Regions from separate parts of the Mus musculus genome. Here region 2 is linked to region 1. Evidence: chromatin loops called from intact Hi-C (ENCODE). Cell type or tissue: heart. All regions are shown on one strand.

What was found. Peaks named below come from ENCODE experiments on the same cell type or tissue, not always from the same donor. Only the 100,000 strongest peaks of a DNase experiment are listed, where the experiment ranks them.
Region 2: it touches region 1 in a loop (2.7-fold over the local background); 4 of 42 quality-filtered maps call a loop at or near these places.

Annotation. Positions count from the first base shown.
Region 1 is chr6:142,963,685-142,966,184 of GRCm38, reverse strand. It overlaps St8sia1 (ST8 alpha-N-acetyl-neuraminide alpha-2,8-sialyltransferase 1), which reads left to right and starts at 1,733. Exons shown (of 5, transcript NM_011374.2): 1 at 1,733-2,500. The coding sequence starts at 2,417. In heart, a CTCF peak has its summit at 965; no DNase peak of the experiment used is centred here; H3K4me3 peaks cover 1,814 bases; H3K27ac peaks cover 1,845 bases; H3K27me3 peaks cover 752 bases.
Region 2 is chr6:142,518,053-142,520,552 of GRCm38, reverse strand. It overlaps Gm38919 (a long non-coding RNA gene), which reads right to left and starts at 2,366. Exons shown (of 3, transcript XR_869567.1): 1 at 2,337-2,366; 2 at 1,645-1,749; 3 at 1,022-1,142. In heart, a CTCF peak has its summit at 1,232 (motif pointing right); no DNase peak of the experiment used is centred here.

The sequences.
Region 1 (2,500 bases):
GTCCTCATGATCCCTGTATGATCTTTTGCTTGTAGGTTTATTTCGTTTACTGTAAATTCAGCTATATGGAGACCTGGAGGAAGAGAAATTGGGATCATTTGTGCTTTGTTTAAGTTATAGGGAGGAAAAGTGATTGATGATGTGTCTACAGCCCTCAAAGATGGCAAATGTCCCCATCTTGCCTTCCTAGAACAGAGGAAGTTTGGGGTGAGAGGGATCTTCATTTTATTTTAACATTTATTATATTTTAAAATTATGTGCCTGTAATGGTGTGGAGGTTTGTATATGTATGTGCAGGTGCCTTCAGAAGACCTCCCCTCCCCCTCCCCAGTCAGATATGTAATTGTGAGCTGCCTGCCCGCAGTGAGTGCTAGGAACTGAATACAGGTCCTCTAAAAGAGCAGCAAGCTTCTAACAGCGGCAAGAGCAGTCTTTTTTTTTTTTTTTTTTTTTTGGTTTTTCGAGACAGGGTTTCTCTGTGTAGCCCTGGCTGTCCTGGAACTCACTTTGTAGACCAGGCTGGCCTCGAACTCAGAGATCCGCCTGCCTCTGCCTCCCAAGTGCTGGGATTAAAGGCGTGCGCCACCACGCCCGGCGGTAAGAGCAGTCTTTATTTGCTTCTATCAGCGGCAAGGGCAGTCTTTATTTTAACTAACGGTATTTGGTTCCACTGGGGAGCATTGAGCAGTCTTCCTAAGAAAAGCATTGCAATGCTGGTAGAGGTTGGTTGGCACCAAAGTCTCAAGTTTCACCTCTCCCTACTGAAGGTGCTAAAAAAGACTGCAGGGCACAAACTAGTCACTGTGGGCCGTCTGGAGTGCTGCTCTTGGCTGAACAAATGGAACTGTGGCCTGAGATTTCAGTCCTGTGACGACTAAGCTAGCTGGTTTTGGAGGCTGCAGACTTTCTTCTTTGTCCTTGCACAGGATGCTTAAGCAAATAGAAGAGACTGCCGCTAGGAGGTACCCGAGCCTTTTCCGACTTCTGCTAGGGCGAGCAGAAATGGCTTACTGTGAGTCTCTCCTCTAGGCGGGTCCAGGCGGGTTGCACGTTTCCAAGGTCGTGGTTGTGATAAGCTTGCCTTTGCAGCCTTTTAAGAATAAACAGCTTTTTAGTCTACAGAGGCGTTATCTCCTCCAAGGTCTGCGGGAGAACACCAGCCACAAGCATATGAGGATGCCCCTCTGTTCTCGGAAGGGTGGAGGCAAGGTGGTGGATCCCAGTGTGCATGCATCTCCCCTTGTGCCCAGTAGCAGCAGTGTGTGTGTGTGTGTGTGTGTGTGTGTGTGTGTGTGTATGTGTGTGTGTGTGTTCGCGCGCGCGGACGTGTATGTGCGTGCCTGAGCGTGTGAGCTCGCGCCCGCGCGTGCACGCAAGTGCGTGCATGGAATCGTAGCTCAGCACGGGCTGATCTGATTAAGGGAGCCGAGGAAGGAATAAATATTCGCCAGCCTCCTCACTGCTCAGTTATAACCAATCAATTGCAGAAAGGAGAGGGAGACAGCAGCCTGGGCACAAGGTGTGCGGGTCCCCAATCTGTGCATACTCCGGGATAGACATATGCGCGTGTGCATGCACGCACCAGAGGGGCTGCTGCTCTTATTGTCTGCCTCCCTCTGCAGAGAACAAGGGCAGCGGCGAGGGGCCTGCACCCTGGGCTAGCGTCGCGGCCCCAAGCAGGTCACGGGAGGCAATTTCGCGGGTGGGGGAGGGCGGGGGAGACCTTGATTTCCACCAATCCCGGGGCGCGTGTCTGCGGAGTCCAGGGCGCAGCAGAAGGCTGCGGCGCACCGCTGAATGAACTGATGAGAGAGAGTTCTAGGTTTGCCCGTGAGGGGCGCGGAGTGAGGGTCCTGGCGGGCGCGGCCGAGGCGCCGGGGGTGGGGTAGCGGTCCCGGGCCATCGTGGAAATTTCCAAGGACTTGGTGTGGCGCGGAGAGCGCATCTGGGGGGTGCCGGGCACCGCGGCGGCGCAGGAGGCGGGGAAAGGGCGGTGCAGGGCGCAGGAGCATCTCTTTCTGGAAGGGACACAACCCATCAGACGTCCGGGAGCCAGCCGCGCCTCTTCCAGGACCCCAGCCGAGGGCGACGGTGATGCTGCAGTAAGGGCGGGAGCCACCGGCCCCACTGCTCTTAGACTCCTTCATCGCCCGCTGCCTGCAGGGAAAGAGACTAAGGCTTGTGATTTGCCCGGAGGCCACTTCCTTTAGCAAGACATCCCAGTAAAAGTTGCATTGGCGAAGATCCTTGTAGCTGACCTCTGGGGCCGTGGCGTGGGGGTTCCCCAGCCGTGCGTTTGCGAGCTGGAAAGCCAAAGGTGTGTGTGCATGGGGGGCCGGCCACTGGAGCATCCTTCACTGCCACTTTGTCCAGCGTTGTGCTGAGGGTACACTGACCCTGGGACATCGAGGCTGCGATGAGCCCCTGCGGGCGGGCCCTACATACGTCCAGAGGGGCCATGGCCATGCTAGCTCGGAAATTCCCGCGTACCCGGCTACCC
Region 2 (2,500 bases), 450 kb after region 1:
GAACGGGAGCAAAATAATCATGGGAGGCAGAGTGAAGGAGGAAACTGGGTGGGAGAGGGGAAGGGAAAAGGTGGGGGCAGGGTCAGGTATGGGGAGAGACAGGAGGGATGTCCAGAGGGCCAGGAGAATGGATGGAATTATGCAGCAGTGGGGGCGAGGGGGCAGGGAAAACCTCTAGAAAGTCCCAGAGACCTGGGATATGAGAGGCTACCAGGACTCAATGGGGATGACCTTACCCGAAATGCCCAACAGTGGGAAGATGGAACCTGAAGAGACCACCTCCAGTAGATAGACAGGGCAGAGCCCCCAGTTGAGGCAGGGGGGCTTACCAACCCATTTTCAAAATTTTTAACTCAGAATTGTTCCTGTCTAAAGGAAATGCAGGGTCAAAAATGGAACAGAGACTGAAAGAAAGGCCGCTCAGCGACTGGCCTAATTTGGGATCCATTCCATGCATGCAGACCAAATCCTGACACTATTCCTGAGGCCATATTGTGCGTGCAGACAGGAGCCTGGCATCGCTGTCCTTGAAGAGGCTCTATCAGCAACTGACTGAGACAAATGCAAATACTTATTGCTAACCATTGAGGTCAGGGGCAATGTGGAAGACTTGGAGGAAGGACTGAAGGAGCTGAAGGGGATCAAAACCCCTTATGAAAAACAACAGTGTCAACTAACTGGACCCCTCAGAGCTCCCAGAGGCTAAGCCAAAAACCAAGGAGCATACATGGTTTAGTTCATGGCCAGCCCCTGGCACATGTGTAGCAGAGGACTGCCTTTTCTGGCCTCTGTGGGAGAAGATGTGCTTAAGTGGAAATTTGATGCCCCAGGGAAGAGGGATGCTGGTGGGGATGAGGTGGGGTGGGTAGACAGGTCGGAGAGCACCTTCTCAGAGGCGGGACGGGGAGGGAGATGGGTGAAGAACTCAGAGAGGGGGACCAGGAAGGGGGGCAACTTTTGGAATGTAACTAAATAATATAATAATAATAATAATAATAATAATAATAATAATAATACGAACCCATGATTATGCACCCCCCACGTGGTTGGTTTCAAACCATGATAGAAGGTTGGTGAAGAGCAGGGTTGTAGTCCCGGGGGTAGAGCGAATACCCAGCATGCCCTTGGTTAGATTTCCTGTACTGCACAATAAGAGCAGGAAGAAAGGGGGAAAGAAAAAGAGTTGTGTAGGGAGCGCTAGTTTAAATTGTGTGCAGGTCTACAGAACTTCCAGCAGGTGGCAGTGTTTACAAATATTATGATGCCACAAAGTCACCACAGCTAATTTCCAAATAGAGGTGTCCAAGAAGGGGATTTGGTTCTCGGTTGAGCCCAGAGCCATCCCTCAGATGCGCCCTTCACTGCCACCAAACAAGAGCCTTTAAGCTTTGGCTAAAGCTGCCTTTCCGGCTACTGTACCATTGTCTTTGGAATGTGCTGTGTCACCATTTGCAGATAATTTTTTCCTGTGGGGCTGCCCTACAAATCACAGATCAAGAATACTGGCTTTAGTAAGTGACAATGAGTTTGATTAACCTTATTTGAGAAATTTTATGTAAGATCTTTGAACTATGTTTTAAGTTCTGGTCTGCCTCCCTTCTCCCATACAGGGTTCCCTGTAGCCCAGGCTGGTCTCAGACTCACTACGTAGCCAAGGATGGCATGGAGCTTCAACTTCTGATCCTCCTGCCTCCACTTCTCCAAGGCTGGAGTTGAAGGTGTATCCACCATTCTTGGTTTAATGCGGTGCTAGGACAAGAACCCAAGATTTGGTACATTAGAGGTGGACACTCTACCAACTGAGCTATGATGCACTCCACGCCTCAAATACTGTTTCTTTCCCGATATTTGTACATGGTAAGTTTCAGAGCACTGTTTGCCTAGTGTTAGCTAGATCAACAGTGTTTTGGGCATGCATAAACACAGGACTAGCTTCTATTGACATGCACACAAGTGACCACAATGCTCATGGTGGACCTGTTACCTAGCAACAAATGAGTACCCATCACACTTCTTAAAAGATAAGGCCTCATGCAAACCATTTAACCATATCCTTACCTCGGCTGAACAGTAGGAAATCATCTGAGTTCATGGCTCCCATTCTCACCTCCATACCATAACCTTGGCCTCCCCATTTAATCTTCCTGTTTTCAAGCCCTCACAGGACCAAGAGCCTCCCCTCTCATTGATGCCAGACAAGGCCACCCTCTGCTACATATGCAGCCGGATCCATGGGTCCCTCCATGTGTACTCTGGTTGATGGTTTAGTTCCTGGGAGCTCTGGGGGTCAGGGGTCTGGCTGGTTATATTGTTGTTTTTTCTATGGGGTTGCAAACCTCTTCAGCTCCTTCAGTCCTTCCCCTAATTCCTCCACTGGGGTCCCCGTGCTCAGTCCAGGAGGCTGGCTTTGCAAGCATCTGCATCTGTATCCATAAGGCTCTGGCAGAGCCTCTCAGGAGACAGCTATTGTACAAAGTAGTCACTGAGATTGGTCCTCTCC